Linked DNA regions of Homo sapiens: region 2 is linked to region 1. The links are chromatin contacts, found by Hi-C or POLR2A ChIA-PET in ENCODE. All regions are on one chromosome and are shown on one strand. The core of a region is the stretch at or near the end of the contact, and the rest is flanking DNA. Distances in the headings are between cores, read along the strand shown.

What was found. A loop is a pair of places that touch in the nucleus more often than their neighbours do. ChIA-PET counts read pairs that join two places held with the same protein, here RNA polymerase II (POLR2A). Pooled maps may share reads with other maps.
Region 2: a loop to region 1 is called in a map of mammary epithelial cell, with 3 times the contacts of the local background. The contact joins two enhancer-like sites. A Hi-C loop is called at or near these places in 2 of 168 maps with a recorded cell type or tissue (PC-3 and mammary epithelial cell) and 9 of 50 pooled maps. POLR2A ChIA-PET finds 5 or more read pairs at or near these places in 2 of 52 experiments (AG04449 and HEK293).

What each region holds. Positions count from the first base shown.
Region 1 is chr2:39,995,273-39,998,264 of GRCh38, reverse strand. All of the region lies in intron 2 of SLC8A1-AS1 (SLC8A1 antisense RNA 1), which reads right to left. Among named protein-coding and RNA genes, the nearest start is that of SLC8A1-AS1, 79 kb to the right of the region's middle. Within about 2 kb of position 1,429, at least 2 of the 41 ENCODE cell types and tissues checked have a DNase peak (open chromatin) inside an H3K27ac peak, as active enhancers do; they include PC-3 and mammary epithelial cell, where a contact is called at or near this core.
Region 2 is chr2:40,031,575-40,034,672 of GRCh38, reverse strand. The region is part of intron 2 of SLC8A1-AS1 (SLC8A1 antisense RNA 1); the gene reads right to left. Among named protein-coding and RNA genes, the nearest start is that of SLC8A1-AS1, 120 kb to the right of the region's middle. Within about 2 kb of position 1,597, at least 3 of the 41 ENCODE cell types and tissues checked have a DNase peak (open chromatin) inside an H3K27ac peak, as active enhancers do; they include PC-3 and mammary epithelial cell, where a contact is called at or near this core.

The DNA of each region.
Region 1 (2,992 bases), core at 180-2,679:
GCACATTTTCCCATACTTAAGAAAACGCATTTGGCAACAAAAATTAAATGTAACAAATGTTTACAATGCCATGTAATTTAGCATTTGAGCCGGGAAGGAAGGGTGGCTCAAATGATCATATTTCTCCAAACCCATGGCTGCTCCTGTGCCCGGACAAGCTTAGAAATGCCCAAGGTGTCTGTATCCAGTTCTGACAAACCAGCCGGAAGAGCCCCAAGTACTACAAGTAAAGAATAGGGGGAAATAGACGCCACAGAGTTCAGGATATGTCTCTCTCCTACTCCATCCCCTCCCCTTCTTAATCCACAAACCGAAGATGAAAATGAGTAAGGAGAGTGAAGAGAATAAAAGGACAACCACAGTGAACCTAGGAAAAGACAGAAAGGCCACGTCCATTCAGTGATAGAAAAAGTTCTGCTGAAACACCTGAACACTCCACCCATTTCCAGGTGTCACTGAAATGACAGAGACTTTGCCTAGAGAGGGAAAGAAATTGTTCCCACATCTCTTTCACTGTGGAAAGATAAGTCACAATGTGTGATACTTGGTGTTACAGTTCAGGACTGCCAGGCCACTCTGGAATGAGGTCTAATGGTATCAGTCAAGCAGCTATTGAGTAAATATTCCTGATGTCTGCTTCCTTGCAAGACATTTTAAATAAAAATACAAATTATTTTCTTGTTGCAAACAAAGCATGGCAAATCAAACCACCCAAATGTTTTTTTCTATGCTAATATGGTCATAACCATGTTTTAGAAGAAAAACTAGCAAGTACCCATCATGATTGGGTTTCAACAATAAAAAGATTCAGAGATATATTTTGCTTTGCTTTTTATAACGCTCATTTAATGGTTCTTTGTCAACTTTTGAAGCTTGAATGAGACAGTAGTCCTTGGAGGGAAGATGTGCAGAGTATTTATTTGGCACCCATTGTATAAATAGTCCTATACAGTAATTCCCCCTTATCCTTGGACAGTACCTTCCAAAACCCTCAGTGGATGCCCAAAACCTTACATAGTACCAAACTGTATAGGTTCTATGCTTTTCCTGTACATACATACCTATGATAATAGTTTAATTTTAGGTACGGCATAAGAGATTAATAACAATAACCAATAACAAAATAAAACAATTATAACAATATGCCAGAATCACTCCTCTTGTACTTTGGAGCCATTAATAAAATAAGGATTACTTGAACACAAGCACTGCATTCTCCCAACAGTTGATCTTATCAAGATGGCTACTAAGTGACTAAGGGGGAGGTAGTATATAGAAGTAACTAGACAAAGGGATGATTCACATCCTGGGGGGAAGGGAGTGGAATTGTAAGACATTTCATCATGCTACTCAGACAGGTGCACAACTTACAACTTATGAATTGTTTCTTTCTGGAACTTTCCATTTAATATTTTCAGACTGTGGTTGACTGCAAGTAGCTAAAACCATGGAAAGGGTAAACCACTGTGCTAAGTGTTCGACCTCTGTTACATCATTTAATCTTCACAACTAGCCTCCAAATAAATGATTATTGTGACTCACCTTTTAGAGCTGAAGAAGCAGGGCTCAGAAGGACTGAATAATATGCCTAAAGACACAGAGCTAGTAAGTACCATCTGTGAGGTTTAAATGTTCTCTACTGCTTCTAAGTGTATCTTGGGAAAAACTGGTCTCCTGTGAGTGTCCTCCAGCAAACCTACCAGCTAGCAACTATCTGTCATGTCTATTATTAAAAATGAAATATATTTGCTAATTTTTGGCAGAATTTGATTGATTACTTATATATAACCAGATGGGAATCATTAAGACCAGGATAATTTTTCCATTAGTTCTGGTAAGACATTATTTGGAAGAAAGCAGGAGAGGAGCAAGTAGATCTGGAGTGGGAGGAGTGAAGAATCCAGTTACACCCATCCCCTTCATAAAATACATCATTTCAAGATTATTTTCAAAGCTGATTTTCTTGTCAGTGTGGATGAGGTTTAAAGTTTGGCTTAGACTGAGACTTGGAGGCAAGTAATTTAGAAAGTAGAGTTGAAAAGACTGTTGAGCTGAAAAAGCAATATAAATTATAGCTAGTACTTACAGTCCTACCTGGCTGCTTTTGACATATTTATAATTTTCCTCAGCTATTCTACAAGACAGTTATTACCCAGAACTTACAAATGAAGAAACTGAGGTTTATAAAGTTCAGATAACATTTCCAGGGTCACACATCCAGAGAGTAAGACAGTCATGCCAATCTGATATCTAAAGACTTTTTCCTTCAGATATATTAGAGGGTCTCTCACAACATCTTTGCTCAGTTCTGAAACAATGAACAACTTTAAGCCAATGGCCTCTCTTTTCCTCACTTTGTTCATTTATAAAATAAAGGTAGTGCACTAAGTAATTTTTCAGTTTCCTCTCTGCTTCAAATCTTCATGACACCATATGAATTCCGCAAAGACCACACTATCAAATATACCATGCAACAGTGGCTCCCTAAGATTTATAGAAGACTTTGAAATCCTAAACCACGAAACCCCATTTAAAATTCCTTTGATTAAACACTGTTAGCAATCACCCTTAATGGGCAATTACAAAAACTGAATCTGGAGGGCAACAAATTGTCATGGCCCTTTCTAAGTTTGGGTGTAGTAAACAAAAAAAAAAACAGATGTTCCTCAAAGAATCTAAGTACAGTCATGTAATCACAGAGTAATCTTTGAGGGTGGTACCTGCAGAGAACTATAGCTGTCACAGTTCTGATACTATCTTAGCTATGCTTTGGGTTAAGTTTTCCTTTCGATGATACTTCTTCCTTATGTAGACATGAGTATCTGAAAGCCGAAACAATACAGCTGGGATTCTCAACAAAATTCCAGGTTCCAATAATCTAGTCCATGATTATTTGGACTAGATACCATGTTAGTGGTTTTGGTTTTAAAAGAGGCAAAATAGTTTTGCTGTAAGCATGAAATATTTCTAGGAATATAAATAGTCAAACAGA
Region 2 (3,098 bases), core at 348-2,847, 36 kb before region 1:
TCTTTACAAAAGACAGGAAGATGCACTGACCTCAAGTACTGCCTACTGTGAGTTCTTCAAAACTGCCTGAGACAAGTAAAGACTAAGGATCAGGCCACTTTGAATAGTGGAGAAACAACAAGAAAAACACAGTAAAATTTCGTTTTTTAAAGAGGTGTTCCCAGAATTTATTATACAAAAATTCAATCCTATCAGCTCAAAGGGGTGGACTGTAGCGGGTGCTGTGTGCCCTGCCCACTCCTCCCCTCTTTAGGACTGAGACATCCATTTCCTGAGTTGCTGGGATTATGGACAGCTCACAGCTCTCAACTGAGTCACTGTCCAGCTGTTGCCCTGAGATGAATAGAGGCGTCTCTCCCAAGCTCACACTCCCTCCCTGTTAGAATCAGCTGAAGACTTTGTGGTGACTGTTTAACAGTTAAATTCCTCCATTTTCATGATTCTATTTTTTACAAAGTAAAATTTCAAACAATATAACCCTGCCAATATGCATGTATAGAACACACACACACACAGTGGAAAAAGAAGTTTTGGTAGGAAACACACCAGAGTGATAACCGTGGTTATCTCTAAAATGTGATTATAGAATTTTGTTTACCAAATTTTCTGTGGCAAGCACGTGCAACTGTTATAATAAGTGAACAACAACCCCATAGGCTGAAATGAGCTCATCAGCAACCGGGATAGACCATTTCCAGCCTGCTCACAGTTTCTGACTTCAAGCTCCTGCTGCTTCCTCCTCTGCTGGAAGACTTTCTCAAGCACTCAGAGAGCCTGCTCAGCCTGGAGGCACCAGGAAATACTGTGGAGTTGACAACCCCAGGGCCAGTCCTCAACTGATAGGGGCTAGGAATCAATAGTTAAGTGTCTCGCCTCCCATTCTCTGGTAGGGCACTTCTGATGTATACCACAAAGAATCTGAGAGTCCTAGCAGGATTCACCTTCAATTGCCCAGAGTAGGATGTCAGCACACTTTGCAGTGACTTTTCTCCCTTTTCTCCCTGGCTCACCTTTCCCAGCTCCTCAGATTCACTGAACCAAGTTAAGAGAATTTCTATAGCCGGTAACCCCTGGATTATCAAGCACTGATCTTTGTCTTTTATCTCTGTACCTCTACCATCCCCTAGCAAAGAGCTTTGCCCGCATTAGACATGCTATTAAATGCCTGTAGAATTCAATTAGATTTTAGTTTGCCATAGCTATAATGGAAACCTGAATGCTCTCTTAAATGAGGCAGACCAGCATAGATTCAAAACCAGGCCCCTGAATTACTATTTGCACCACAAGCAGAGTGTGCACCTTAAAAGGCATTGCGTAGTGATCTACTTTATAACTTACCATGATACCCAGGAGTACAGATGGTCAAAGTCAGTGTTACAAGTTTACAAATCAGTTCAAGTGGGCACCATTTTAGTGCTGGTAGATGGCACACATTAAGAGACACTTTGCTTCACTTGCCCATTCCCTCTAGAATACTCATATCCTTTGCCACCAGCATTATCTCCACAATGGTTAGTCAACCTCAGAGAGTATGTAGTGGCTCATTAACATTCTCTCAATATGAGCTGTCTATGAGCTATCGTTTCCACAATTTCCTGGTACAAAGAGAATTTATGTTCATAATGATGAAGCTGAAGCTCTGATTGCATGATCCCCAAGGTACTTTGTGCTTTTATCAAAGAAAAATTGTTTGTTCATTGTAGTGTCTATCTGTGGACAAATACCTTTCAGTTAAACAGAATATTTTTAGTAACAGTGAACCCCAAATGTGTCACACAGTCTGAAATACCTAGGACTTTATCTCTGATGTTACTAAAGACATCAACTACCACACCTGGCACTGGTAGCAGCACCATCCCTTTGCCCCATGCCTAGTGTGTAGCTCAAGTCTTTGGGCTTGACATCCTGAACCCAAGGAAAGAGGCTGAGTGGAGGAGAGTGGAGTTCATCATAGCTTAGACTGTAAAGTCAGACACAAGTCTGAAACGTTGGTTTTCACATTTCAACTAGCTCATTACAGCCTAGTAGGTACCGGACCAATAAAAATAAGGATGATTTCCACAGCCTTTTTAAATACTCAGAAAAGAGTCTTAAGCACTTGATGGGACTTAAAAATCCCAGAAAGTGATTCTCATCCCTCACAGAATATGAAGTATGGCTTTAATTTAGGACTGGTCCCACCAAAGTTAAAAATCAGCAAAGTTCTCCTCTCTTCTGGTGCTGTCAGTTTCCCCACTCAGCCACCTTTTCAATTTTCTCTAAAGTGTTCAGGACCCAAACAAGGCAAAAAATATAAATATAGGATTCTGTTCCACAAACCCTTGCTTCATCTCCCACCTAATGGGTTCATATATCTTTGGACGTATGTTCTGGTTTCTCTTCCTTCCTCTTCCTCCTCCCGCCTCTACCTTCTCTTAGTATTACTCTCTGTCTCTACTCCTAGGATATAGATGCAAAAGAAAAGAGATTTAAGGTGATTGTTTTTTTGAGAGAGAATCTTGCTCTGTCACCCACACTGGAGTACGGTGGCACAAAACACAGCTCACTTCAGCCTTGACCTCCTAGTCTCAAACAATCCTCCCACCTCAGCCTCCCAAGTAAGTAGATGGGACCATAAACATAAGCCACCACATCTGACCTTTTTTTTTTTTTTTTTTTTTTGGGAGACAGGTATTGCCATGTTGCCCAGGCTGATCTCAAATCACTGGGTTCCAAAGTGCTGGGATTACAGATGTGAGCCACTGTGCCTCTCCAAGGTGGGTTTTTGTGTGTGTGTGTGTGTTTTTAACTTACACTTAATGATGAACCTACTTATTATGTGCTAGGCACCATTTAAGATATTTTCATATGTAATGCCTTAGTGTCTCTATTTACTTTGAAATTCATTTCTCCTTCCTACAAACTTTGTGCTATTTTCTCTAACCAAAATTATTAAGAGGAAGGTAGTCAACTAGTAAGATTCCCCTGTACAAGTAGCTGGTTTTAAGTCAAATGCAAAAGCAGGTCTGAACTCAAAAGAATGACAAATGTATACAAGTACAACATCCTTCATTAGGGACAAGAAATAGTTAAGAGAAAAGTACGACTGTAGATACAAT